2 separate regions of the Homo sapiens genome follow, and region 2 is linked to region 1. Evidence: read pairs that join two places in POLR2A ChIA-PET (ENCODE). Cell type or tissue: A673. All regions are shown on one strand. Each heading gives the region's core, and the rest is flanking DNA. Links, peaks and the distances in the headings are about the cores only. Region 1 holds the start of SNORA23 (small nucleolar RNA, H/ACA box 23). Region 2 overlaps ZNF143 (zinc finger protein 143).

Evidence for each region. ChIA-PET counts read pairs that join two places held together with the same protein. Peaks named below come from ENCODE experiments on the same cell type or tissue, not always from the same donor. Only the 100,000 strongest peaks of a DNase experiment are listed, where the experiment ranks them.
Region 2: POLR2A ChIA-PET joins it to region 1 with 11 read pairs; 8 of 35 experiments call an interaction of 5 or more read pairs at or near these places.

The regions. Positions count from the first base shown.
Region 1 is chr11:9,419,478-9,434,839 of GRCh38, reverse strand. It overlaps IPO7 (importin 7), which reads right to left. Exons shown (of 25, transcript NM_006391.3): 7 at 14,335-14,429; 8 at 14,142-14,226; 9 at 11,700-11,834; 10 at 10,964-11,063; 11 at 9,850-9,926; 12 at 9,578-9,694; 13 at 6,211-6,300; 14 at 5,644-5,809; 15 at 5,006-5,166; 16 at 3,837-3,965; 17 at 1,204-1,270; 18 at 994-1,119. SNORA23 (small nucleolar RNA, H/ACA box 23) reads right to left here and starts at 6,074; the gene lies at 5,886-6,074. RefSeq lists a silencer at 5,824-6,118. In A673, for the core only: no CTCF peak of the experiment used is centred there; no DNase peak of the experiment used is centred there.
Region 2 is chr11:9,479,578-9,494,939 of GRCh38, reverse strand. ZNF143 (zinc finger protein 143) reads right to left here. Exons shown (of 16, transcript NM_003442.6): 8 at 175-294. Among named protein-coding and RNA genes, the nearest start is that of ZNF143, 26 kb to the right of the region's middle. In A673, for the core only: no CTCF peak of the experiment used is centred there; no DNase peak of the experiment used is centred there; H3K27ac peaks cover 810 bases.

The sequences.
Region 1 (15,362 bases), core at 2,768-10,767:
GATCATTTTGTCTCTAACATTCACCTTTTTTTGGGGGGAGGGGGGACACTCTCACTCTGTTGCTCAGGATGGAGTGCCCAATACAGTGGTGTGATTAAAACTCACTGTAACACCAAAATCCTGGACTCAGGTGATCCTCCCACCTCAGCCACCCAGGTAGCTGGGACTATAGGCACACGCCACCTCGCCTGATTAATTTTTAAAAGTTTTTTTTAGAGACAGGGTCTAATAGCCCAGGCTGGTTGAGAACTCCCGGACTGAAGTGCTTTCCCACCTTCCCAAAGTGCTAGGATTACAGGTGTGATCCACTAAGCCTGGCCTTAACATTTAGTTTTAATTAAAACATATTCATTTATAATTAAATGCAGAAATGAACCTATTATTAAAGTGATTTTCTTTGTACTTAAACATAAAAATTATAGACACATTTTTACATTTATATGGAGAAGATTACAAGGGGGTGTGTGGGTATGTATCTGTGTTAACAAAGAATAAGCCTAAAATAACTAAATTATATAGCAGAAATCAATATCATGCATCACCACTGAGAGCATTAACTTCTACTGATAATTGTTCCGAACAGTGAAGCAGTCTGAACATTCAAAAGTGTACGTTCAGGCCAGGCGCAGTGGCTCATGCCTGTAATCCCAGCACTTTGGGAGGCTGAGGTGGGCGGATCACCTCAGGTCGGGAGTTCGAGACCAGTCTGACCAACATGGAGAAACTCTGTCTCTACTAAAAATACAAAATTAGCCGGGCATGGTGGCGCATGCCTGTAATCCCAGCTACTTGGGAGGCTGAGGCAGGAGAATCACTTGAACCCAGGAGGCATAGGTTGCGATGAGCTGAGATCGCACCATTGCACTCCAGCCTGGGCAACAAGAGCAAAATTCCGACTCAAAAAAAAAAAAAAAAAGTGTATGTTCAAATGATAAGCTACAAATAAATCAAAGCAGGGAAAACCCTCAGTATTTCCATGCTGCTTTGACTCACCTGTAAAGTAATCAAAGCCATCTTGCTGAAAGACTTCAAATACAAGGGGTAGTAGCTGCCACATCTGTGGAGACACTTGTTGACATGTCAAACTGTGCGCTAAAGAGAAGATCTCCTCATAGAATTCTAAAAGAGAATACTAAGTCATTAGGAAAATGCTTGCTCATGTGAAATAGCACTAAATTCTTAGCACAATCAGAGGTATAATACCTAAGACATGCTGTTGTAAAACAGTACCAATGACCTGTAAGCAGATTCCCTCAAGCTGTTGGGTTATCTAAAAGAGAAGAAAAAAAATCATATGCAGTTACAGCCTACTAAATGACTTAGTAAGACAACGCATATTATAATTCAGTACACTTAAATATAAAGTCAATATTGTGAAAAAAATAAGTCTTTGTTTTAAAATGACTTACACATTATGAAATTGTGATCTCAGATAAAAATAGAATGAAATACCATTACAATGAGAAAAACACAAGGAATGGCTAGCTTAATTTACCTAAAAAGGAAAAAACAACATTCTCGAAAAATGCAAACAACTATGAAAATAAAGGAGTTGGCCGGGCGCGGTGGCTCACGCCTGTAATCCCAGCACTTTGGGAAGCCAAGGTGGGTGGATCACCTGAGGTCAGGAGTTTGCAACCAGCCTGGCCAGCATGGTGAAACCCCGTCTCTACTAAAAATACAAAAAATTAGCCAGGCATGGTGGCGGGTGCCTGTAATCCCAGCTACTTGGGAAGCTGAGGCAGGAGAATTGCTTGAACCCAGGAGGTGGAGGTTGCAGTGAGCCGAGCGCCATTGCAGTCCAGCCTGGGCAACAAGACCAAAACTCCATCTCAAAAAAAAAAAAAAAACCATTTGGAAGATAGCCCATCTGTTATGTGCAAATAGAGATTAATTCAGCTCAATGTAATTGAAAAGTCACCGTCAATGACTCACAGAGAAATTATCCGAAGGAAGGCATTATTGCTACGAATCTCAATAATCCTTAAGTCACCTTAGTTTTTCAAATTTTATTAGATATAGTGAACCATGGAATGTGAACTCAGCCCCCAACTCAAGACTGACAAGAAATACAAATTCCTCTATAATTGTCTAGATAGTCCTAAATTAGATCCCAAATCCCTGAGGGCCATAAGAATGTTAAGGGGAGGAAGGGTAAAATAATATCCACTAATCAGATATAAAAGCAAGACATCCATTTCAAATATACAGAACTTAATACATTTACAATTCCTAAAATAGAATAAACAATTAATCTGTTAAAACATAAAGCACCTATAGGATTGGTCATGGCTTCTGCTTATATTCAATTATAAGGCAGAATACAAAAACAGTTTACGTGGCTGGCGTGGTGGCTCACGCCTGTAATTTCTGCACTTTGGGAGGTCAAGGGAGGCGGATCACTTGAGGTCAGGAGTTCCAGACCTGCCGGCCAACATGGTGAAACCCTGTCTCTACTAAAAATAGAAAAATTAGCTGGGCATGGTGGTGCGCGCCTGCACTCCCAGTTACTCAGGAGGCTGAGGCAGGAGAATCACTTGAACCTGGGAGGCAGAGGTTGCGGTGAGCCAAGATGGCGCCACTGCACTCCTGCCTAGGCAACAAAGGGAGACTCTGTCTCAAAAAAAAAAAAAAAAAAGTTTAGTGAAAAACCTCATGCTGCAAAAGGCAACTTGCAGAAAACATGTAATTTACGGATAAGAGATACATTACAAGCATCTGCATTGGAATTATAAACACCAAATTCATGACAGTGTTACTTCTATGGGAAGAAAGGAAGTAGGGAAAAGGGGTTAGGAAGTGGTCCCCTGAGGGCTTTCAACTGCATCTATCTCAAATTGTTTTTTCTTTCTTTCTTTCTTTTCTGACACAGTGTCTCACTCTGTCGCCCAGGCTGGAGTGCAGTGGCGCGATCTATGCTCACTGCAGCGTCTGCCTCTCGGGTTCAAGTGATTCTCCTGCCTCAGCCTCCCAAGTAGCTGGGATTACAGGCGCCCGCCACCATGCCCAGCTAATTTTTGTATTTTTAGTAGAGACAGGGGTTTCACCACGTTGGCTAGGCTGGTCTCGAACTCCTGACCTCAGGTGATCTGCCCACCTCGGCCTCTCAAAGTGCTGGGATTACAGGCATGAGCCACTATGCCTGGCCGCCCAATAATGGATTTTTTAAAAAATGGAGTTATTTAAAACATACAGAAAAGAGTAAATAATAAGAAAACTATAACCAAAACTTCTTAATCACCTAAACTTTATTACATTCTTAACACTTAGAATATTTCCATTATGTTAAGAAAAACAATTTCAGGGTCAGGTGCAGTGACCATTGCAATCCAGCTTGGGTGACAGAGTGAGACTCCATCTCAAAAAAAAAAAAATCCATTATTACAATTCTTACTTTTCCAAAAGACAACTAGAAAAGAAGAAAACTAGGAAGATGGTAGTGATGGTTGCATAACAATGTGAATATACTTAATATTAGTGAACTATATACTTAAAAATGGTTAGGATTGTAAATTTTATGCTATGTGTATAACCAAAATTTTTCAAAGAAAAAGAAAACTAAGAAAAATATTTTTGTTTTTCTGGGAACCACCATATTTCTGGATCTGAGAAAACATAACGAGGAGCCAAAATCCTGAGCCCTAAGATGGTAAAACAAATACCTGCTTCCTATTCCTTCTACTAATACTTTAGAACTTAAAATATAATGTACCAATCTTATCTTTATAAAAGGGAAAATGGCAAAAACATGGTACATGAGATGCCAGAGAGATATTAGAGCCCTCTAAAAAGCATAAAATGGCTTGAAAAACTGCAACACTAGATCATCTTCTTACCTCTTTATGATCTTCAACTACACTAAGAAGTGTATCAATTGTATTCAGAATTCCCATAGCAGTAACTGCTTTGTCATCACTACCTTCTTCATCTGGCCCCGTCTGGATTACTTGGTTAAATGTCATTGCCTAGATTCAAGAGAATATAACTCAAGTTTGTCACTGAAGCATTATAAATATGTTTTGGTCTAAGACTTTTAATTCTTAGAACGTTCTCATTGGGATACCACAACAAATCAATGTCTCCAAATTGATTAATGATAATAAAGAGCTTAAGCTCTATAATCAAATAGTCTGCTCATTGGGTGACCTTAAACAAGCTACTTGACTTCTCTTGACCTTTTCTGCATGCCACTTCGGGGATTTCATAGACACCGTACGAGGACTAAATGAGGCAAGGTATAAAAAGTACTTAATATTATGAATAGTTTTCATTAATATTACTGGTTAACACTTGACAATGTCCAAATAAAAGTATATTTAATCATCAAGGGGGTCACTGATTTATCTTTTGTAAAATTCAATCGATTATTTTGAGCATTCCAGGGCACTATGCAGATAGTCATGCTGCAGCCCGAGGTAGTAGTTAAGAACAAGTACCATGAAGGCCCATATATAAATCCCAACCGCACCCTGCCTAGCTTAGGCAATAAACCATTTTATACCTCATATTTTCTCCGTAAAACAGGAATAATTCTGACACATGATTGTGTTAGAATTAAGTAAGTTAAGTATCTGTCAAGGGCTTTACGTGCTACACAGTAATGTCTGTGAAATATCTACTATAAGGCAGGGGTCCCCAGTCTCCAGGCAGTGGACTGGTACCGGTCCATGGCCTGTTAGGAGCAGTAGATAAGTGGTAGGTGAGTGAGCATTACTGCCGGAAATTCTCACAGGAGCGTGAACCCTACTGTGAAATGTGCATTCAAGGATCTAGGTTGCACACCCCTTATGAGAAACCATTGCCTGTCTGATAAGAGGTGGAACAGTTTCATCCCAAAGCCATCTCCCCCGGACCATCTGTGGAAAAATTATCTTCCATGAAACCGATCCCAGGTGCCAAAAAGGTTGACTGCTATAAGGTAAGGCAAGCCACTGGTGACACAACCTGGAACATACTGAGAGCTACATTAAAATGCTTGCAAATATGGTAGGTTCAAACAACATACCAAATGTTGTGTCATTTCTACTGCAATAGGAGTAACTTCTTCACTATATTCACAGATCATTTTCTGAATTACATTGGTAAGGTCATCATTTTCTGTTTCTCTTATAATGTGAAGAAGAGCCTGCATTACAGGTCTGATGAATGGTGTGATATATTCTTTAGCTGTAAGAGAAAGAGTAAAAAACTTGCGTAAAACCCCTAAAACTTCTTAAAACCTGATATAACAAATATCGATGAGTTTTTTAAAAAAGTACTTTCACATAAAAAGGAAGTATGCCAAGTTTCTAGGATTATGGCTTTTTACAATTAATATATATATATATATTTTATAAGAGGCAGGGTTTTGATCTGTTGCCCAGGCTGGAGGGTAGTGGCAATCGTAGCACACTGCAGCCTCGAACCGTCGGGCTCTAGTGATCCTGCTGCCTCAGACTCCCAAGTAGCTGGCACTACAGGTACATGCCACTATGTCCAGTTAATTTTTAAAAATTTTTTTTGTAGAGATGTTGCCCAGGCTGGTCTTGAACACCTGGCTTCAAGCGCTCTTCCCACCTAAGCCTACCGAAGTGCTAAGATTACAGGTGTGACCTACCGCACCTGGCCAACATTCACTTTTCTTGACATACAAAAATCCTTTACCTTTTTCTTGATTGCTGATCAATACTTGAAGGGCAATGGCAGCTTCCACTTTCACAGGCATTTCTCTATCATCAATCAGACATCTTCTTGTTAGCTCTAAGGCTGTTTGAAGGTTCTGATCACTTTTGAACTTCACTTCACAAAAATAGTGAAGTACCCAGCAAGCCTTTTGTAAAAACACAGTGAGTTACTGTAGATACCTTACCTTAAATTCCCCCAAGCTAATCTCTATTCCCTGAGTTCTGTGTGTGGGAATTTGGAGGCTGGCCAGTGGTAGATGTGTCCAGAGACAACACTAGACCAGTACTATGATCCCAAGTTACTCTTTGGCCGCATGATGTTTGTGTGGATAGCAAGATCTGAATGAAAAACACAGACAGACACTGCTACCAGACACAGATGAAACCTATGCACACATTACAGCAGCCATGTAAAGATTTACATTAAACAGAAACCTAAAATAAGACACAGGCTTCAAAGTGAACATTTAAAAGTTTCAATATAAAAGTCCACAGAGTCATTCATTACAAGACAAAAGTATATAAATAATGCAGCTTTAAAACATACCCTTGCTCTCATGTAGCCTAGTTCACTGCTGAAGAGAGGGAATACATGATTCTGCAACATGTATTCCATCTGATCTTTATAGATCTTTTTCTGTAAATATAAACAACAGTTATTTTGATACAGTTCCAAATATAATCATCTCAATTTCCAAACAGATATAACACTATTAAAAATGACTATTAATGTTACATATATTTATTCTCATTCTTTGAACCCCAGAATCCACAACCAATTTTCGTATTCCAGAACTTCACCACCAAAAACCACTAAACACATTTTCACGTTTTTATATTCCTTGATTAGAAAGCCATTATGCCAAATCTTACCAGCAATAGTGTTCGAATGATGTAAGTTTGGTTAATTTTATCTGTTACTATGAAACTTTTATAAGGAAAAAACTTGTCTGATAAAGTTTCTGGCTGAAAATAACATAACCTGAGAAAAATCCTGCTTTCAAACGAATAAACTGGCTATCTAAAAAGGCACACTCTTTTTTTTTTCTTTTTTTTTGAGACGGAGTCTTGCTGTGTTGCCCAGGCTGGAGTGCAGTGGCACAATTTCGGCTCACTGCAATGTCCACCTCCCAGATTCAAGTGATTCTCTAAAAAGGCACTCTCAGTATTCAAAGTGAGTATTTTCTAAGTGGAAAGAAGCTTTTTAGAAGAGTTCCTTAAACTGCACATTAAATCAACATTAAAAACATAAGACACTTATATATCAACACTTACATAATCAGACATGACAACTTAATGCAATGTGAGACCCTAGACTGGGTCATGGAACAGAAAAAAGGACATAGTGGGAAATCTTGTGAAACTTTAAAAAGGTCCATGGATTAGTTGATAGTAGCATACCAAAATCAACTTCATGTTTTTGATAACTTTGCCTACCTATGTAAGGTATTACCACTAAGTGAAGCTGAGTGAAAGGTAAGAATAGATAAACTTGAATTTGCCAAGAGAACTCACTAATTCTCAGCCTTCTATGCCACAAATGATTAGAATGTCTTTAATACATACTTTATAAACAAAGAGAAGGATGGGTGAACAGGTATAGAAAAGATGAAAGACGGCCGGGTGCAGTGATTCACGCCTGTAATCCCAGCATTTTGGGAAGCCGAGGCGGGTGGATCACCTGAGGTCAGGAGTTCGAGACCAGCCAGGCCAACATGGTGAAACCCCATCTCTACTGAAAATACAAAAATTAGCTGGTGTGGTGGCAGGTGTCTGCAGTCCCAGCTACTCGGGAGGCTGAGGCAGGAGAATCGCTTGAACTCAGGAGGTGGAGGTTGTAGTAAGCAGAGATCACGCCACTGCACTCCAACCTGTATAACAGAACGAGGCTCCATTTCCAAAAAACGAAAAGATAAAAGACACAATGACTAAATATTCTGTGAGTACTTAGTGCCTGGCTTTAGAATGTAAAGATTTCTAACAACTCAATTATAAAAAGACAAATAACCCAATTAAAAATGGGCAAGGGCCAGGCACAGTGGCTCACGCCTGTAATCCTGGCACTTTGGGAGGCTGAGGCAGGCGGATCACCTGAAGCCAGGAGTTTGAGACCAGCCTGGCCAACATGGCAAAACCCCATCTCTACTAAAAATACAAAAATTAGGCTGGGGGCAGGCACCTGAGGCATGAGAATCACTTGAACCCGGAAGGTAGAGGTTGCAGTGAGTCGAGATTGCGCCACTGCACTCCAGCATATGGCGGGGGGGCGGGGAGGCGGAAATCTCAGCTACTTGGGAGGCTGAGGCAGGAGAATCACTTTAATGTGGGAGACTGGTGGCTGCAGCGAGCCAAGATCTCACCACTGCACTCCAGCCTGGGTGACAGAGCAAGACTCCATCTCAAAAAATAAAAAGAAAAAAAACAAAGGCAAGCAATTTTTTTGGGGCAAGGAATTTGAATAGATATTCTCTAAAGAAAATATACAAACGGATAGTAAGCACATGAAAAATTTCAAAGCCACAAAGACATAATGCTTCACGTTCACTAGGATGGCTATAATCAAAATATACTGCTGGCAGAAATATAAAATGGTATAGCTACGTTGGAAAATGGGTTCTGCGGTGTCTCAAATTATGACAAGCAATTCATACTCCTAGGTATATACCCATGAAAAATGAAAACGTATGTCCACATAAAAATTTAAACATGAATGTTCACAGCAACATTTGTAAGCAGCCAGAAAGTAGAAACAACTAATGAATGAGTAAATAAAATGTGGTATATTAATATAATGAAATATAATTTGGCAACAAAAAGGAAAAAGTACTGAAACCTGCTATAACACAGATAATCCTTGAAAACATTACACTAAATGAAAGAAGTCACCCACAAAGAGCTACGTATTATATGATTCCATTTATATAAAATGTCCACAATAAACAAATCCATAGAAAAAATGTGGACTATAGGTAGCCTAGGGTTGGGAGATTTGGGGTGATATGTGGAGTGACTGCTAATGTATACAGAGTTCCTTCTGGGGGTGATAGTTATACAACTGTGAATAAACTAAAAACCACTGAGTTGTACACTCCATAAGGTTGTTATTTTTTATTTTTTTATTTTTTTTTGAGACGGAGTCTCTGTCGCCTGGACTGGAGCATGGAGTGCAGTGGCATGACCTCGGCTCACTGCAGCCTCCGCCTCCCAAGTTCAAGTGATTCTCCTGCCTCAGCCTCCTAAGTAGCTGGGATTACAGGTGCCCACCACCATGCCCAGCTGATTTTTTTTTTTTTTTTTGGAGACAGAGTCTCACTCTGTCGCCCAGGCTGGATTGCAGTGGCGTGATCTCGGCTCACTGCAAACTCCACGTCCCGGGTTCAAGCCATTCTCCTGCCTCAGCCTCCTGAGTAGCTGGGACTACAGGCGCCAGCCACCATGCCCGGCTAATTTTTTATTTTTATTTTTAGTAGAGACGGGGTTTCACTGTGTTAGCCAGGATGGTCTCGATCTCCTGACCTCATGATCCACCCACCTCGGTCTCCCAAAATGCTGGGATTACAGGCGTGAGCCATCACGCCCGGCGGATTTTTGTATTTTTAGTAGAGACGGGGTTTCACCATGTTGGCCAGGCTGGTCTTCAACTGCTGACCTCAGGTGATCCCCCCGCCCTGGCCTCCCAAATAGCTGGGATTACAGGCATAAGCCACCACACCCGGCCTATTTTTTATCCTTATAGAGATGGGGGTATCACTATGTTGCCCAGGCTGTTCTCAAACTCCTGGGCTCAGGCAATCTGCCTGCCTCAGCATCCCGAAAGTGCTGGGATTATAGAAGTGAGCCACTGTGCCTGGCTGGCTATTTATTTTTTAAAACTACTTGCATAGTCATGCACATACAAACACACTAAAGAATACCTTCAGAAGTATTTCAGCTAAAGAGCCAATCATATGCAGGGCTCCATCTTTTTTTCGAGGGTCAGCATTTGGTTCTGTAAGAATCTGGTAACAAAATCCCATAGTCTTTTGCAGTACCTAGATTAAAAGAGAAAAGTATTGTTACTGAATAGGCCAACAGTCCTTAAAAAACATACTAACAAAATGACTCACATGACTAACATTTAAAAAGTGTATAGTTGAATAAATTTTAAATAATACAGAAAAGTTATCTAAACATTAAATAAGCCTACCTCTTTCCTCTTACTACAGGCTGTAAACAAAAGTGTCTGGGCAGCAGTGGTAGGAGAAATGAAATCTTCAAACACATCTAGAGAACAAGTTTAAAATTAAGACAATAAACATTAATTTCTTCAACAAAGCATTAAAAAACATGCTTAATCTTTACATAAGGTATGAAAATGATCCCAGATCCCTTTATAATTTTGCAAAAGCAGAATTCAATGTCTTTTCTGTACAAATTGAATGCTTTTGTTTGTTTTGAGATGGAGTCTCGCTCTGTCACTCAGGCTGGAGTGCAGTGGGCGATCTCGGCTCATTGTAACCTCCATCTCCCAGGTTCAAGCAATTCTCCTGCCTCAGCCTCCCAAGTAGCTGGTTTACAGGTGCCTGCCACCACGCCCGGCTAATTTTTGTATTTTTAGTAGAGATGGGGTTTCACTATATTGGTCAGGCTGGTCTCAAACTCCTGACCTCAAACGATCTGCCTGCCTCGGCCTCCCAACACGTTGGGATTTACAGGCCTTAGCCACCGCACCTGGCCTGTGAAAATTAAATGTTAATCCATGAATTCCTCCTAATAGCTTTCATTTTTATTTATTAACTCAGAACTCAGCAGTTTAAATCGTATGTATGAAACACTACTGATGTGAGAATTTTCACAACAGGGTCACAAAAGTACAAGCTGCAAAAAGCACAAATGACTTGGTAAGAATAAGGACCAATATTCAACATTATTAGCCAAATTACAATTCTTTAGTTCTGTGCAAGGACTTCATGTGACACCAGCTTCCTAGATGTGTTTTCTCATTTCCCACTCATATGATGGCTAACATAAGATCCAAAAGTATAGTTAAGACATTTAGTGTTGAGGTGTAATCTTGAATATCTAACAGTTTTGGTATTCAGTAATAAAAACTTAACAGTATTGAATTTGTGTCTGCCAAAAATAAGATTATCATTATCAAATGTCATAATTAATAAATAGCCCCAAAAAGGACTACACAAGGGATCAATTACATTAAAACAACAAAGAAGATACATAATACCCCCTAGGTTGGCTACATGCAATCACTGTAATCTTAATTACTGACATTTTTTGTTTCTAAAAACGTGAAAATTCCTTACCAAACTTCATGCGTATATATTCGTAAGGGTCTTCTTGCCAAAGTTCCTCATCAGCATCTGTATAGCACATCAATGGAAAAATAACATCTTGGATAATGCCCTGCAATTTAAAAGTTAAGAAAACAATAACCATCAGTTTTCAAATTTAAACCTTCAAATTTCCTTTAAGTATTAAAACCAAAGTAACACTATATGTATTTTAAAGCTTAATATCAAACGTTAGTAATGCATTTAATGTGTTCTAAGATCAACTATCAAACTACATGTACTTCCCCTTTCTGTAACAAGTAACTTTAAGATATATGTGTACAAAGGTCGCAATTAAGTATTCTAAATATATATAGTCTATAAAATTCTACAGCTCTAAATAAAGCACATAAATTATTCATAGAAATAGCAGGTAAGTCATTTATACTAGAAATGAATCTGGTGAGATAAAGTCCCTTGGCTACTCCAAATTACATGATAAAATATAATCATAGTCCAATATTAAGAACTTAAATTGCAAGTTTGAAGACAACAGTTTTGGATTAAAAGATAAGTTGAATATTCACAAGATACCTCTCATAACTTTATGTCACTGTCTTATCTCCTTTTTCTGCTATACTCTCAAAACAATCACCAGAAGTAGTCTAAGTAACACAACTCAACAAACATGCAATTTTTCAACCTTTATGGCAATTGATGTCATTTCTATTATATTTACTATAAAAACATTTCAGATAAAAATTATTACTTGTATATGGGGCTTCAGATTCTTCCAGGTGAGAGCATGAGAAACTCCTTGATTAATATAATTTAATGTCTGTTGTAAAACTCGAGGAGCCATATATTGCTTCTCCTTGTACTGATATAACACCTTCAATAAAACCTTGGAAAAAAATTTTCGATCACAAATCAATGTTCAAATAGAAATTTCAACCACTTACAAGCCAGTAAAAACAGTTAACACATATTTTAATGACAAGCTCATCATCAAGAAAAACAACCGTATACTTTGAAAAATAATTTAACTCATTTCTGATTAAGAATGAAAAGAAGAGAAAACTATATACTATCTTCGTTTTTCTGGGGTTTTTTTTGTTGTTGTTGTTAGAGACAGTGTCTCACTACGTTGCCCCGGCTGGTCTCTAACTCCTGGCCTCAAGCGATTCTCCCATCTCAGCCTCCCAAAGTGCTGGGATTACAGGTGTAAGTCACCACACCTAACCCATTTGCTACCTATTGAAAAACCACAGTATTGGGAGAAAACCCTATCTTGTTAAAGCCATCTTCTGGGAAAACCTTACCCAAAGCAGTCAACTGCCTATTTAGCATCTGTCAATAGTTCTAACTCTACTTCATGTTTCAGAACACTGACACACAAAATGTGGTCCACAAACCTCTAGTGGTCCCCAAGACTATTTCAGAGGATCTACTAGTTTAAAGCTACTTTCATAATGATATTGTCTTTTTTTAAAAAAAAAAACAAAACTGTGTTTTGAGTAAATGAGTATTTGCACCAATGGTACAAAACCATGGTGTTAAATGTTCTGATGCCTTATTTGAATCAAGAGTATGATATTAAATTCACAGTATTTTTATTTATTTATTTATTTGTTTATTTATTTATTTATTTGAGATGGAGTTTTGCTCAATGGTGCAATCTCGGCCCACCGCAAACTCCGCCTCCTGGGTTCAAGTGATTCTCCTGCCTCAGCCTCCCGAGTAGCTGGGATTACAGACATGCACCACCACACCTGGCTGATTTTGTATTTTTAGTACAGACAGGATTTCTCCATGTTGGTCAGGCTGGTCTCGAACTCCTGGCCTCAGGTGATCTGCCTGCCATGGCCTTCCAAAGTGCTGGGATTATAGGCGTGAGCCACCGCGCCCGGCCAAGTCACTGTATTCTTTACAGCCATATTCTTATAGAACAAGTTTTCTTTTTTTTGAGACGGAGTCTTGCTCTGTCGCCCAGGCTGGAATGCAGTGGCAGGATCTCTGCGCACCGCAAGCTGCACCCCCCAGGTTCACGCCATTCTCTTGCCTCAGCCTCCCAAGCAGCTGGGAATACAGGCGCCCGCCACCACGCCCGGCTACATTTTTGAATTTTTAGTAGAAATGGGGTTTCACTGTGTTAGCCAGGATGGTCTTGATCTCCTGACCTCGTGATCCGCCCGCCTTGGCCTCCCAAAGTGCTGGGATTACAGGCGTGAGCAACTGCGCCCAGCCTTAGAACAAGTTTTTCTTAAGAATTTTTTTTTTTTGAGATGGAGTCTTGCTCTGTAACCCAGGCTGGAGTGCAGTGGCGTGATCTCAGCCCACTGCAACCTCTGCCTCCTGGGTTCAAGCCATTCTCCTGCCTCAGCCTCCCCAATAGCTGGGATTACAGGCACGCACCACCACGCCCAGCTAATTTTTGTATTTTTAGTAGAGACGGGGTTTCACCATGTTGGCCAGGCTGGTCTCGAACTCCTGACCTCGTGATCTGCCCGCCCTGGCCTCCCAAAGTGCTGGGATTATAGGATTATATTCTCAAAAATGAATAAAACGAGTCCCTCATTTCAAGGAAAATTGCTGACAATATGTTACTGGTGTTAAAACTTGAGGTTTCAAGCAAAAATTAGAATTCTGGGCCGGGGGTGGGGGTTCATGCCTGTAATCCCAGCACTTTGGGAGGCCAAGGCAGGCGGATCACCTGAGGTCAGGAGTTCAAGACCAGCCTGACCAACATGGAGAAAACCCGTCTCTACTAAAAATTCAAAATTAGCTGGGTGTGGTGGCACATGCCTATAATCCCAGCTACTCGGGAGGCTGATGAGGCAGGAGAATCGCTTGAACCTGGGAGGCAGAAGTTGCAGTGAGCCGAGATTACGCCACTGCACTCCAACCTGGGCAACAAGAGAAAAAAAAATTATTGTCTTAACATATAATAGGCCTGTTATTATATTTTAATGAACTGTTTACTCTAATTTCTAATATGATAAATATTACTAGGTATAACTCACATAAATGAGAACCCAATGGTATCCTAAGTAATTTGAACATAAAGAGATCCTGAGACCAAAAATGTTTGAGACCTGGTACAGGGTCCAAACAGGCACTCTTTAGATGTCAAAGAAACTGGGAATAAGCAATATATAAATTAACTTAAAGATGCCATGTTTCCACTGAGAAAAACTAAAAACAGACTTACTTGCTGGACACCAACAGCAAATGCCTTCAGAAATACTTCAGCAAATTCATTATACTCCTTGGAAACATTGCCAGGGCTTCCATATCTAAAAGAACATCAAAATGCCCATTGTTTCTTTATAATGCTTTATGCTAGCACTTTAAAGCAAAACCTTAATAAATTAATTTAAATCACCATATATGGATGAGATTACCTTTCAAAAAGTCTTGCTAAAATATGTAAGGCCCACTTCTTGCATTTCCACCATGGTAACTCAGGTCGATCATCTTCTTCAACTTGAAGTGTTTCCTTTAAAAAGACACTTATTTAATGATAGAGATAATACAATATAGGAGGAACAGCATGAGATGAGAATAGATTGACAAAAATGTGAATGCTTCACTAATGCTGGCCTTTTTTTTTTTGAGATGGAGTCTTGCTCTATTGCCATCTCAGCTCACTGCAAGCTCCGCCTCCCGAGTTCACACAATTCTCCCGCCTCAGCCTCCCAAGTAGCTGGGACTACAGGTGGCCGCCACAACGCCCAGCTAATTTTATTTTTGTATTTTTAGTAGAGACGGGGTTAGCCAGGATGGTCTCCATCTCCTGACCTCGTGATCCACCCGCCTCCGCCTCCCAAAGTGCTGGGATTACAGGCGTGCGCCACTGCACCTGGCCTGATGTTGGCCTTTCATAGTAGAAGGTTAGACTTGGAAAAGTATTAACCCTATTTAAATCAAAGAGGCATCCTCACTGCTTCACTAGTTGGTTATAAAAGACATGCTTTTTAAAATAATTCTACAAGCTTAAAGCCAAACATTTTAGCCAAGATCTAAATAGTATAGTCAAGGCCACGACAATTGTAGCTTAATCAAAATCAGTATATTTCATAATGGAAAGGGCATGAGAAACTCCATTTCAGAAATCTAGTTTCAGATATATAAGTATAAATGCGCAACGATTTGTGTATGAGAATATTAATTATCATATTATTTGTAATGGTAAAAAATTTCCAAGAACCTGAAGATTCATTAATAATGTTCAATTATGGAAGATCCATAAAAGACTCCTATACAATCACTGAAAGAAGGAATTGGATCATTATACATTAATAACCTAAGACATCCATAACATATATATATATATATATATATATATATTTTTTTTTTTTTTTAGACAGAGTCTCACTCTGTTGCCAGGCTGGAGTGCAGTGGCACAATCTCGGCTCACTGCAACCTCTGC
Region 2 (15,362 bases), core at 6,446-14,445, 56 kb before region 1:
ACAGTCTCTAAAGTCCGCATAGGTTTTTACATGTCTGTGTATGAGTGTGACCAAGTGCCAGTATCTTGATAACTGGGAGAAAACAGTGGCATTTGAATTACACAAAAATATGATCTTAGTATTTAATATCCTAGGTATTCTCATAACTAGATAGAACATTTCTTTTATATATACCTTGAGATGATGAGCTGTTGTATATAATTTTCCACATCCATCATATTCACATCGAAATGCCTTCTCTCCACTCTGTTGAGATTTAGCAGTTACTCTTGTAGCATGTCCTTGTAAAACAATCTAAATAAAACAAATAGTATTACTTAAATTACTTAAGCCAGGCACAGTGGCTCATGCCAGTAATCTTAGCACATGGGGAGGCAGAGGTAGGCGGATCATTTGAGCCCAGGAGTTCAAGAGCAGCCTGGGCAACATGACAAAACCCTGTCTCTATACAACAAAATATTACAAAGTTAGCCAGGTGTAGTGGTGCATCTGTGGTTCCCAGGTACTTGGGAAGCTGAGATGGGAGGATCACCTGAGCCCGGGGAGGTCAAGGCTGCAGTGAGCTGTGATTGTACCATTGCACTCCAGCCTGGGTGGTGGCAGAGTGAGACCTGTCTCAATCAATCAATCAATCAATAATACAGAAATAAAACAGATAAATTATGATTTTCAGAATTAAAAAGACAAAACTGTTATGTGGGTTTCCAATCTCAGGTCATCACTTTATTAGGACTCTTTCAGCCTGAGTCGGTCAGGTTAATTCCATTGCATGGTTGAAGTCAGTGACTCTGAAAGTACAGTAGTCAAAAGGACAGTCACAGAAATACACAGCTGGAGCTCACAGATCTATTCCTACTCTAGAAAAACAACCTAAGTAGCATCTTCACTGGATGCAGGTATTCCTTAATATACTCAAGTGATCCATCTACCTGCCTTTTTTTAGAACCTGTGTCCCAAAAACAATGTCAAAAGTGTTTTCAATTTCAAAAGCAATGAGAAAGGGGTAGGTCATTTCAGTCACCTAAAGGAAACATTACAATCCATATGATACTACTACTCTGTACTTATATTCACTAGAAGATCATTTTTCTGGGATGTAATAACATAAAAATCCAAATGCTGATTTTTAAAGGCTTTTTAAAATAGAAATTAAGGTATCATAAAAATGGAAGAATGACTTTCTACTCTGTGAGCCATGTGGTGACAGTGTTGCAACATCCTATCTCTGCAGACTGTCACACATGGCATATAATTCTGGGTAATGACCTACTACAATTACACACATCCCAGAACGGTAAAGGCAGAGAAAGGAGGAGTTACAGAGGCTAGAATAATGGTGGGGGAGTTGAGAAGTACCCTGCATTAGATGACAAGAATATAGAAAGACTTTGACTTTTCCTTGTAATATAAATCAACTAAAAAACAAGCAGTAGAGATCTCAGTGTAATTGTTAAATTACAAGCTATTTATTTTGTCATCCCCATACTGTATGTTCATTAAATGTTGCAGACCATAATTTTCTGAATAAAGGTAGATCTGTTGATAAAATATTTGTATAAAAGTATGCATAGGCCAGGCGCAGTGGCTCACACCTGTAATCCCAGAACTTTGTGAGGCCGAGGCGGGCGGGTCACAAGGTCAAGAGATCGAGACCATCCTGGCTAACATGGTGAAACCTCATCTCTACTAAAAATACAAAAATTAGCTGGGCATGGTGGTGCGCGTGCCTATAGTCTCAGTTACTCGGGAGGCTGAGGCAGGAGAATCGCTTGAACCTGGGAGGCGGAGGTTACAGAGAGCCGAGATCATGCCACGGCACTCCAGCCTGGAGACAGAGTGAGAATCCGTCTCAAAAAAAAAAAAAAAAAGTAGGCATAATTCCCAATGGGCAAAAAGAAAATGTTTATTATAGACTGAAAAGTGCCTATACAAAGAATAATATAATTCCACATTTTTTCTGGCTAGAAAATTCCATCTCCCTACTTCCATGAGGCCTGTTGTCATCATTCCAAACACAGATGATTCTTCAATTCCTCAGCAAACCTGTGATATATAGCTTATATCACTGGTGTGAAACTTTAATCAACTGTCTTGTTGTAAAGACATTTATGTTTCCTTTTCTTCCCTATTAGTCTATCAGCTACTTGAAGTCAAGAACTGTGTCTTATATGCCTTCATAACTCACAGTGCTAGGTTCACCCTGAAAATGTCACAAGATTTATAAAAGGATTCATACCACTAAAATATATGAACAGAATTACAAGAAATTTTTCTTTTCAGGGGTATTTTTAAAGTTCTAAAATTAAGATTGTGATAATTGTTCAATTTTTTCAATTTACTAAAAACCACTCAGCTGTACACTCTAAATGGGTAAATTTAAAGTGTGTAGGCTGTGCCAGGCGTGGTGGCTCAGACCTGTAATCTCAGCACTTTGGGAGGCCAAGGTGGGTGGATCACCTGAGGTCAAGTTCAAGACCAGCCTGACAAACACAGTGAAACCCTGTCTCTACTAAAAATACAAAATTAGGGCTGGGTGCAGTGGCTCATGACTGTAATCCCAGCACTCTGGGAGGCCAAGGTGGGTGGATCCACCTGAGGACGGAAGTTCGAGACCCGTCTTGCCAACACAGCGAAACCCTGTCTCTACTAAAAATTATAAAAATTAGCCAGGCGCTGTGGCATGTGCTTGTGATTCCAGCTACTAGGGAGGCTGCGGCAGGAGAATTGCTTGAACCCGGGAGGCAGAAGAAGCAGTGAGCCAAGATCACGCCACTGCACTCCAGCCTGGGAAACAGAGCAAGACTCCGTCTCAAAAAAAAAAAAAAAAAAAAAAATTAGCCAGGTGTGGTGGCGAATGCCTGTAATCCCAGCTACTTGGGAGGCAGGAGAATCACTTGAACACAGGAGGCAGAGGTTGCAGTGAGCCAAGATTGTGCCATTGCACTCCAGCCTGGGCAATAAGAGCAAAACTCCATTTTAAACAAACAAATAAATAAATAAATAGTATGTAGGCTGGGCACAGTGGCTCAAGCCTATAATCCCAGCACTTTTGGAGGCCAAGGAAGGCAGATCGTTTGAGATCAGGAGTTCGAGACTAGCCTGGGCAAATGGTGAAACCCCATTTCTACAAAAATGCAAAAACATCAGCTGTGCATGGTGGCACCTGCCTGTAGTTCCAGCTACTCAGAGGACTGAGGTGAGAGGATCGCGCGAGTCCAGGAGGTTAGGCTGCAGCGAGCTGTATTTGTGCCACTGCAACGCATCCTGGGTGACAGAGTGAGACACCTGTCTTTTTTTTTTTTGAGACGGAGTCTCACTCTGTTCCCCAGGCTGGAGTGAGGTGGTGCGATCTCCGCTCACTGTAGCTCCGCCTCCCAAGTTCATGCCATTCTCCTGCCTCAGCCTCCTGAGTAGCTGGGACTAGAGGCGCCCGCCACCATGCCGGGCTAATTTTTTTGTGTGTTTTTAGTAGAGACGGGGTTTCACCGTGTTAGCCAGGATGGTCTTGAACTCCTGACCTCGTGATCCGCCTGCCTCGGCCTCCCAAAGTGCAGGGATTACAGGTGTGAGCCACCGCGCCCAGCCGACACCTGTCTTAATAAACAAAAAAGTAATACAGAAATAAAATAGAAAAAATTACAGTGACAAAGCAAGACCCTGTCTCAAAAACTTAAAAAAAAAAAAGTATGTAAAATGTATCTTTTTCTTGTTTCATTTTAAGAGACTGGAGTCTTGCTATGTTGTCCACACTAGACTCAAGTTCTTGGGTTCAAGGAATCCTCCGTCTCAGCTTCCTGAATAGCTGGGACTACAGGCATGTACCACTGTGCCCAGCTAGTATGTGAAATATATCTTAATAAAACTATAAGAAATGGGAATCAAATATTATTAGAACAAAATTTTCTTAGGCCAAGTGCAGTGGTTCATGCCTACAATTCCAACACTTTAGGAGGCCAAGGTGGGAGGATCGCGTGAGCCCAGGAGTTTGAGACCAGCATGGGAAACATGGGGGGAACCCCATCTCTGCAAAAGATAAAAAAATAGCTGAGTGTGGTGGTATGTACTTGTGGTCCCAGCTACTTGGGAGGCTGAGGTGGGAGGATCACCTGAGCCTGGGAGGTCAAGGCTGCAGTAAGCTATGATCGCCCCACTGCACTCCAGCTTGGGCATCAGAATGAGATCCTGTCTCAAAAAGATCAGTTTCTGTTTATTGCTCATGAAAACAGAAGAGCCTCTATGAACCCTTTAAAAATCAACTATTATTTTAATAACTTCATTTTTTTTTCATGTATTATAACAGCAACACATGTACTCTGGAGGAGTCTGGATACCATAGTGAAGAACAAAAAGTTCTACCAGGCACGGCAGCTCACGTCTGTAATCCCAGCACTTTTGAGAGATTGAAGCAGGTGGATCACTTGAGCCCAGGAGTTGGAAACCAGCCTGGGCAACATGGCAAAACCCCATCTCTACAAAAAAAATATAAAAATTAGCTGGGCATGGTGGTACGTGCCTGTCATCCCAGGCTGTCATCAAGCAGGAGGACTGCTTGAACCCAGGAGGTTGAGGCTGCAGTGAGCCAAGATTGTGCCACTGCCACCCAGCCTGGGTAACAAATGAGACCCTGTCTCAAAAAAAAAAAAAAGCAAAAAAAAAAAAAAAAGCTTAAGTGTGTTATAATTCCACCATCCAGGGAAAATCACTGTTAACTTCTTGGTCTACTTCCATTCAGTATTTTTTATTTTTATTTAATTTAGAGACAGGGTCTCACTCTGTCACTCAGGCTATAGTACAGTCGCACAATCACAGCTCACTGCACCCTCCAACTCCTGGGCTCAAGTGATCCTCTTGCCTCAGCCTCCCACGTAGTTAGGACAACAGGTGAGTACCACCACACTCAGCTTGTTTTTAAAAAAAAAATTGTAGAAATGGAGTCTTGTCATGTTGTCTAGGCTGGTCTTGAATTCCTGGCCTCAAGCAATCCTCCTGCCTCAGCCTCCCAAAGTGTTTGGATTACAGGTGTGAGCCACCATGCCCAGCCCAGTGTTTTTTAAATACATATACAAGTGTAGAGTTTTATTTTAGTAGAATTGGCATCAAGCTTTATATGATTTGTAAAGGCAGATTTCAATTGAAGACTCCAAATTAAGAGAAAAGGACTCTTCTTCCTATTCTCTTCCCCTCCTTTCTAACAGCACTATGAAATGAAAGTGCTTACCAGCTTTCCACATCTGCCAAACTAAGCCCAGCTGCTCACACCTTCAGACTAGGTAGCGGCAGCAAATAACTCCAGAGAGACTCATATCTGAATCTTTTCTGTTATTCTATTGCTTCCTCCTAGGCCAATTTATTAGGAGCTTCGATTCTGGTATGAAACATATACCAGGAATTTGGCATCTAATTTAGTTAAGCCAACGAAACAATGTTGAATTCCTAACCAATGATGAGTATTGGACATTTTTTCCAAAAATGTACTTGTTTTTGCTCCCATTCTTAATGTCTATAGTGGAGACTTTAAGAACTTAGGGTAGTAAAATAAGGGTCAGAAAATTCAGTTTAGGGAGAACTACTGAGGTCTCTGAATGTGTGCCTGTGGGGTGGGGACATGGGTGACAACAGCAAGGTTTCTTATTTCTAAGCCAGCTGAAGTCACTAGCATTTGGCATGCTAAGAGAATTATAAGTAAGGGCAGTGTCCAACAGAATTATTTCCACTAGTATCTAATTACTCAAAACAGACCTCTCTTAAAGGCATTCTCACAAAGTACAGTAGGATGAATACCTGTACAAACACCCAACTAACAAAAGGAACCTCTGGAAAGAAAACTACAAAAATAGCAATGACCTACAGTATACAGTAGTTGGAAAAATAAAAGGCCAGGGAGACACAGTCAAAAAGCCATTCTGGCTTTTACCTCAATGCATAGAGTATTTGGGTGTGATAGGATTCCCTCCCCTTGTATTGGAAATGTTTCCTTGCAAAGATCTTTATCTCCAATCTAGGCTAACATTTACCTTCTCAATTCCCAAATAAATCTTTTTTTTTTCTATTTGGAACCTGCTTTGCACTACTACCTTCTTATTCTATTTCCAATTAACTACCCTTTATACCTATCCCTCCATCATAACTCCCTACCACTTCCTATCACAACATTCTAAAATAATAAATATTTAATAAATGATTGGCAAAATACCTACTTTCTAAAATGATAAATAAAATACTGTTCCTGCCTTTGTAGGGCTCTCAGTCTAGCTAGTAAAACTGTGCTATTAATGAAGGATTATAATAGAATATAATAATTGTTATCACAGGAGTCTATGAAAAGATCTAACAGGGCAAAATGCAAAAGTAGGGAGATGTAGGTTAGGGCAAGCTGTCTAGGGGTGAAATTTGAAGACTGAAGAAGAGGACTGGGGAGTGCTGTCTAGGCAGAAGGAATAGTATGGTCAAAGGTTTGGAGTGTTATCTAGAAGAAGTGGAAACAACATGAGAGTATTATGTTTACATAATAGAATGAGTTTCATGAAAATGAAAGTGTAGGACCAAGTTTGTGAAAAGCAATAAATACTACCCTGAACAGCAAGCCTAGACAATGAAAGCCAAAGGAAGGTATTAAAATATTTTAAGTAAGGGACAAGCCAAGATCACCTCTGTGTTTTATTCTAATTAGTTAATTAATTAATTTTTTTCAAGACAGGGTCTCGTTCTGTTGCCCACAATGGAGTGCAGTGGTGCAATCTCAGGTCACTGTAACCTCCGCCTCACAAGTTGAAGCAATTCTTGTGTCTCAGCCTCCCCAACGGCTGGGACTACAGGTATGTGCCACCATGCCTGGCTATCTGCGTTTTAGAAAGAGAACTACAGTAATAGCGGGGAACAGACTGAAAAGACAAATGAGGTAGGGAGCCCAAAAGAAGTTTGTATAATCATAAATATGCAGGAAAGAAGTCATAAAAACAAACCTAGGATAATGACTGTGGAATAGAAAGCAATAGCTGATTCTACAGATGTTTTAGGGGAAAAAATGGACAGAATCCAAAACTCAAAAGCTAAATTAAAAGACCAAAACTATAACAGGTATTTCAGGGTTATGCAGCATGAGATATGTGCAGTCTCTGTCAAAGAAACAGCAATCTGATATGTCATCACAAGTGAAAACTCTCAAGGGCAATTTTGAAGCTAACACCAGTGAAATACTAATCAGCTTCTAAAAACCATGTATAGAAAATGACTTCACTGGTATTTAAACTTAATGTATGTTCTGAGAATTAAGACATAACCTTGGCCGGGCGTGGTGGCTCACACAGTGGCTCCCAGCACTCTGGGAGGCCGAGGCAGGCGGATCATGAGGTCAGGAGATCGAGACCATCCTGGCTAACACGGTGAAACCCCATCTCTACTAAAAATACAAAAAATTAGCCAGGTGTGGTGGTGGGCGCCTGTAGTCCCAGCTACTCAGGATGCTGAGGCAGGAGAAGCATGAACCCGGGAGGCGGAGCTTGCAGTGAGCTGAGATCATGCCCCTGCACTCCAGCCTGGGCAATAGAGCGAGACTCCGTCTCAAAACAAACAAACAAACAAAAAGACATAACCTTAGCTCTGCCATAAACTCACCATGTAACGTTGTGCAAGATACATAGGGCCTATCTGCCTGTCTATAAAGGACATACTGTGGCCAGGTGCTGTGGCTCACGCCTGTAATCTCAGCACTTTGGGAGGCCAAGGCAGGCAGATCACTTGAGGTCAGGAGTTCGAGACCAGCCTGGCCAACATGGTGACACCCCATCTCTATTAAAAATACAAAAATTAGCCAGGCGTGGTAGCAGGCACCTGTATTCCCAGCTACTCGGGAGGCTGAGGCAGGAGAATTGCTTGAACCTGGGAGGTGGAGGTAGCAGTGAGCCAAGATCACGCCATTGCACTCCAGCCTGGGTGACAAGAGTGAAACTCCGTCTCAAAAAAAAAAAAAAAGGGCCAGGTGCAGTGGCTCACGCCTGTAATCCCAGCACTTTGGGAGGCTGAGGCAGGTGGATCACGAGGTCAGGAGATCAAGACCATCCTGGCTAACACAGTGAAACCCTATCTCTATTAAAAATACAAAAAATTAGCCAGGCGTGGTGGCGGGTGCCTGTAGTCCCAGCTACTCGGGAGGCTGAGGAAGGAGAATCGCTTGAACCCGGGTGGCAAAGGCTGCAGTGAGCCGAGATTACACCACTGCACTCCAGCCTGGGTGACAGAGTGAGACTCTGTCTCAGGGAAAAAAAAACAAAACAAAACACATTGTTCTAAGTCAATAATGTTTTTTCTTTTCTGAAGGAGTCAAACGTCTTTCGCAGATAAAATCTTACATGGCATTCTACTGTGTAAAACACACAGAAAAAGGAACTGGAGCTGCTGGCCTTGGCAGATGAGGGTGGATCAGAGATCTGCTAGTCCCTGACAGGATTCCTGATACCTCAAAAAACAGGGCTTTTATATATATATAATATATATAATATATTATATATATAATATATATAATATATATTATATATATAATATATTATATATATTATATATATAATATATTATATATAATATATATATAATATATATATAATATAATTAGCGCCTAGGACCATTATATTCTAAGGAGGTGCAAATTCCAGAGGTAGATACAAGACTGGAGCTAAGATTAAATTCCAAGGTGACCTCATAATAAAGAGGCTAACTGACATTTATTGAGCAGTTGCATTTATGTGATGCACTGTGGTGGCTGCTTTACGTACACTGTCTAATTGGCCCCCATGGCTATCCAATGAATTCAATATCAACTATGATTTACAAATAGAAAAAATGAGACTCAGAGGGGCTTAGTAATGTAACTTGCCCATGGTCAAAAGCTGGGAAGTGAGATTTGAAGGAGTTTGGCTCTAGAGCTCAAGCTATTAACCAACCAGGTTTCAGGATGCTGTAGTCCAGTGGAACCTAACTGGCAGAGCTTCTGTAATTATAGAGTGAGAGACTCAGTAGGGTTGAGGATAAACATTGCATTGTATTGTCTGGTTTAGTACTTATAATCCCATTTACTGTAACGGCCTAATGCACATGGCAGCTATAACTTACAATCTGGTGTTTGTTAACTTGTATGATGTAAATAATCTATATTCTTGGGGGAGGATAAAATAAAAACAACTTGAATTTTTAAAAATGTATTCTCTTTGAAGAAAGGAAACAATCCTAGAAGTGTGGCACCAGAGGAATTTTTAAAGAACCATGAGACACATCAGCACTGCCAGGAAGATTAAGAAACAAAAACAAGGCCAGGCACGGTGGCTCCTGCCTATAATCTTTGGGAGGCCAAGCCAGGTGGATCACTTGAGGGCAGGAGTTCAGACCAGCCTGGCCAACATGGCAAAACCTTGTCTCTACTAAAAATACAAAAACTAGCTGGGCATGGTGGTATAAGCCTGTAATTCCAGCTACTTGGGAGGCTGAGGCATGAGAATCACTTGAATCTGGGAGGCAGAGGTTGCAATGAGCCAAGATTGTGCCACTGTACTCCAGCCTGGGTGACATAGCGAGACTTCTCAAAAAAAAAAAAAAAAAAAAAGAGAGAGAGAAAAAAACAACAACAAAGCAGATTTCTAACAATAATTACTATCAGGCAGTAGATCCCTCACTTTTTATTTTTACTAATCTATACTATTTGGATTTTCTAAACATAAACATGATTACTTTTATATTTAAAAATATGTAAAATAGATACGTAGAGTAAGATTACGGGTCATTTTGGGTTTTCTTCTTTGTACTTTACCTGAATTAAAAAAAACACTAAAAATATTATCTTAAAAAATCTTTGGCGGCCGGGCGCGGTGGGTCACGCCTGTAATCCTAGCACTTTGGAAGGCCGAGGCAGGCAGATCACGAGGTCAGGAGATGGAGACCATCCTGGCTAACACAGTGAAACCCTGTCTCTACTAAAAATACAAAAAATTAGCCGGGCGTGGTGGCGGGCGCCTGTAGTCCCAGCTATGCAGGAGGCTGAAGCAGGAGAATGGCGTGAACCCGGGAGGTGGAGCTTGCAGTGAGCCAAGATCGCGCCACTGCACTCCAGCCTGGGCGACAGAGCTAGACTCCGTCTCAAAAAAAAAAAAAAATCTTTGGCCAGGTGCGGTGGCTCACGCCTGTAATCCTAGTGCTTTGGGAGGCTGAGGTGGGTGGATCACTGGAGGTCAGGAGTTCAACTGGGAGGTGGAGGTTACAGTGAGCCAAGATCAGGCCATTGCACTTCAGCTTGGGCGACAGAGTGAGACTCCATCTCAAAAAACAAAAAATAAACAAAAAAAAAAAAACACCAAACTTTTGCCCCTAAGATAACCATGGATCTAATTAATACCTTTCTTTTAGAGGTAGAAAAAAAGAGACTTAGAAAAGCAAGGTTCAGGCTGGGCACGGTGACTCACGCCTGAAATCCCAGCACTTTGGGAGGCCGAGGCAGGTGGATCACTTGAGGTCAGGAGTTTGTGATCAGCCTGGCCAACAAGGTGAAATATAAAAAACATTTTTTTAAATATTTCTTTAACAAAAATATAAAAAATTAGCCGGGCATGGTGGCACGCTCCTGTGATACCAGCTACTCAGGAGGCTGAGGCAGGTGAATCAGTTAAACCCAGGAGGCAGTGGCTGCAGTGAGCTGAGATCAGGCCACTGCACTCCAGCCTGGGCAACAAAGCAAGACCCTGTCTCAAAAAACAAAAACCACAAAAAACCAAGTACTAGGTTCTCAACCTTAAATACGGTAATTAATCATTTTAGAGAATGGTGAAGTCATGAACTTCTGATCCAGCACTAATGAAGAGAAATATAATAAGTCACAAGTGCAAGCCACATATGTGATTAAAAATTTACTGAGCTGGGTGTGGTGGCTCACGCCTGTAATCCCAGCACTTTGGGAGGCTGAGGCGGGCGGATCACGAGGTCAAGAGATTCAGACCATCCTAGCCAACATGGTGAAACCCCCTCTCTACTGAAAATACAAACGTCAGCTGTGCATGGTAGCATGTGCCTGTAGTCCCAGCTACTCGTGAGGCTGAAGCAGGAGAATCCGCTGAACCCAGGAGACGGAGGTCACAGTGAGCTGAGATCATGCCACTGCACTCCAGCCTGGTGACAGAGTGAGACTCCATCTCAAAAAAAAAAAAAAAAAAGAATTCCGGCCGGGCAAATTGGTTCACACCTATAATCCCAGGACTTTGGAATGTCAAGGCAGGAGGATAACTTGAACCAACACTGCACCATTGCACTCCAGCCTAAGCGACAGAGCAAGACTCAGTCTCAAAAAATAAATAAATAAATAAAATAGGGGTCAGGCATGGTGGCTCACACCTGTGGTCCCAGCACTTTGGGAGGCCAAGTGGGCGGATCACAATGTCAGGAGTTCGAGACCAGCCTGGCCAGCATGGTAAAACCCTGTCTCTACTAAAAATACAAAAAATTAGACAGGCACGGTGGCATGTGCCTGCAGTCTCAGCTACTCGGGAGGCTGAGCAGGAGAACTGCTTGAACTGAGCAGGTGGAGGTTGTAGTGAGCTGAGATCGCGCCACTGCACTCCAGTCTGGGTGACAGAGCGAGATGCCGTCTCCAAAAAAAAAAAAAAAAAAAAAAAAAAGGCATGTTGGCTCACACCTGTAATCCCAGCATTTTCAGAGGCTGAGGTGGGTTGATCACTGGAGGTCAGGAGTTCGAGACCAACCTGGTCAACATGACGAAACCTCATCTCTACTAAAAATACAAAAATTAGCTGGGTGTGGTGGTGCATGCCTGTAATCCCAGCTATTCGGGAGGCTGAGGCAAGAGAATCATTTGAACCCAGCAGGTGGAGGTTGCAGTCAGCCAAAATCACATCACTGCACTCCACCCTGGGCAAGAGAGTAAGACTCCATCTCAAAATACATAAATAAATATAATAATAAAATAAAACAAAAAATCTCTAGTAACCAATTGAAAAAAATTAAAAGAAACAGGTGAAATTAATAGTAATTATTTTGTTTAACACAATATGTCCAAAATATCATTTCAACGTTATCAATATAAGAAATTATTGATATTTTACATTATTTTTATCGTACTATGTCTTCAAAATCCACTTACAGCACATCTCAATTTGGACTAGTCATATTTCAAGTGCTTAACAGCCACATATGGCTAGTGGCAACCGTATTGGACATTGCAGATCTAGTCTGTAAGGAAGAGGTACAAAAGGCAAAGGAGAAAAAAGCTACAGTAAAAAAAAAAAAAAAAGAATCCCATTCAGTAGTCTTCTATTTGTCTACTGGTACCAATACCAAATGGTAATATGTCTACAGATAAAGAGTAATGGGATTTTTTGGCCGGGTGCGCTGGCTCACGCCTATAATCCCAGCACTATGGGAGGCCGAGGTGGGCGGATCATGAGGTCAGGAGATCGAGACCATCCTGGCTAACACAGTGAAACCCCATCTGTACTAAAAATACAAAAAATTAGCCAGGCATGGTGGCGGGCACCTGTAGTCCCAGCTACTCCAGACGCTGAGGCAGGAGAATGGCGTGAACCCGGGAGACGGAGCTTACAGTGAGCCGAGATCGAGCCACTGCACTCCAGCCTGGGCGACAGAGCGAGACACCGTCTTAAAAAAAAAAAAGAGTTGGGGCCGGGTACAGTAGCTCACGCCTGTAATCCCAGCACTTTGGGAAGCCAAGGCAGGCAGATCATGAGGTCAGGAGATCGAGACCATCCTGGCTAACATGGTGAAACCCTGCCTCTACTAAAAATACAAAAAATTAGCCGGGCGTGGTGGCGGGCGCCTGTAGTCCCAGCTACTCGGGAGGCTGAGGCAGGAGAATGGCGTGAACCCGGGAGGCAGAGCTTGCAGTGAGCCAAGATCGAGCCACTGCACTCCAGCCTGGGCGACAGAGTGAGACTCCACCTCAAAAAAAAAAAAAAGAGTAATGGGTTTTTTTAATGACATTTTGCCTCAGCAGTTCTGAATTCCTAGTTACGTTTTGAGTTCTGAAATTTTTTTTTTTTTTTTTGAGACAGTCTCACTCTGTTGCCCAGGCTGGGGTGCAGTGGCACAATCTTGGCTCATTGCAACCCCCACCTCCCAGGTTCAAGCGATTCTCCTGCCTCAGCTTCCCAAGTAGCTGGGATTATAGGCGCACACCACCACACCCAACTAATTCTTGTATTTTTAGTAGAGATGGGGTTTTGCCATGTTGGCCAGGTTGGTCTCAGACTCCTGACCTCAGGTGATCCACCTGCCTCGGCCTCCCAAAGTGCTAGGATTACAGGCGTGAGTCACTGGACCCAGCCTACAACTGCTTTTCTTTAAAATATTCTATTATTTTAAAATGTACTTGTCAGTTACCAATAAGACAGAGAACTTATTGGGCCACTCCAACACTCCAAGCCACTGACCTATAACTCCCGCACATATTTACCCTGTGTTTGCATCTTAGTAGAGGTTGACTTAGGTGGATTTGACATAGAACTGTATAAAAAATACTGAAGTCTCATTTTTTGGGAGGTGGGGGAGAACAGGGTCTTGCTCTGTTGCTTAGGCTGGAGTGCAGTGGCACAATCAGCTCACTATAACTTCAAACCACGGGCTCAAGGGATCCTCCTGCCCTCGCCTCCCAAACAGCTGTGACTACAAATGTGTGCCACCATGCCTTGCTAATTTTGTAATTTTTTGTAGAGATGGAGTCTCACTTTGTTGCCCGGGCTGGTCTCAAACTTCTGGGTTCAAGCAATCTTCCCACCTCAGCCTCTCAAAGTATTGTGATTACAGGTGTGAGCCACCACACCTGCCTTAAAGTCTCATTTCATTCACAAAATATGAATATGAATTGAGACCTGAAAATTTTGCTACGAATCACACAGCATCAAAGCTGATGGGCTTAGTGAACTGAAAACTGTGTTTATTCTATTGCCACTTTGTAGCATCACTTCAGCTGGTAAACAGAAATATTGGCTATTCAGCAACGCGTAGAAGCATAATATTTCTTTTTCTTTTTTCTTTTTTTTTTTTTTGAGACAGTTTCGTTCTTGTTGCCCAGGCTGGAGTGCAACAGCGCGATCTTGGCTCACTGCAACCTCTGCCTCCTGGGTTCAAGCGATTCTCCTGCCTCAGCCTCCTGAGTAGCTAGGATTATAGGCACTAGCCACCACACCTGGCTAATTTTTTGTATTTTTAGTAGAGGCAGGGTTTCACCATGTTGGCCAAGTTGGTCTCAAACTCCTGACCTCAAGTCATCCATCCGCCTCAGCCTCCCAAAGTGCTGGGATTACAGGCATGAGCCACCACGCCCGGCCAGAACCATATTTCTACAAGTGATTTCAGTGATTCCTGTTATTTTATCACTTACTATTAATATAAATGTAAAATCTTCTTGATAACCCCTAACAGTATCACTCAATGTCACTAAGTGGTCATGTTAATGCTCAAGGTTATAAATGTGACCCTGAGTAGTAACTTTAGGAGTTAAATATAATAAAACTCTGAAGAATGAAAAAAAAACTACTATAAAGGAACAGTCAACAAAATATTAGAGAAAATTGCTGAGAAAATAAAGAGCAGCATTAAAGCAGGAATGTACTACAATGATTATACAAGCTCCAAGCATACCCTCCACACGAACATCCCAACACAAAAACAATTCTTGAATAACATAAGTTTTGAATTTTTGATTGTAGGAGATATGCAAGAATGCACCTGGGACTACTTTGTACTTACTACAAAACTTTTAGAAGCACTGGTGCTCTGGGCTGTTACTTAGGTAAGGGGCAGCCAATGACTGGACCCAGGGTGAACATTTGAACCACGGGAAGCCAGCCCACAGGCCACCTGCAGACCAGGAAGCAGTCTGGTAGAAAAAGTATAAACAGCTTTGTCCAAGATTAACTAGGCTGGACTCTCCCTTCAGAAGTTGAAAAGGAAAATATGGAGGGAATCAGCTGGAAGAAGAAGAAATTTAAAAATACAAAAAGCAAAGCAGTGAGGATTATTTAGAAAGAGTCATGATGAAGTCCCAGAAAAAGTATCCACAAATTGCCATGCCATGGGTGGGGGCAGTCAGGAAGTCACCTGGTCTCCACAACTGCCTTGTCCAGAAAACTGCCTTGGAATCCAGCACACAAGCTTCACCTGGATTTCTGTGATACTTCCATTTCTTTAGCATCATTTTGCATCCACCAATGAACACTGGGACCTCAGGCAGTTTGAGAAAGCTGCTGCCCAATACATACATTGTTTTTCTGAACTGGTGAGATTTTCCTAGAGAGGTAGTGAGTTACCTATTCTTGCTTTCATCCACAGAAGGGCACAGAAATGCTAAGCTA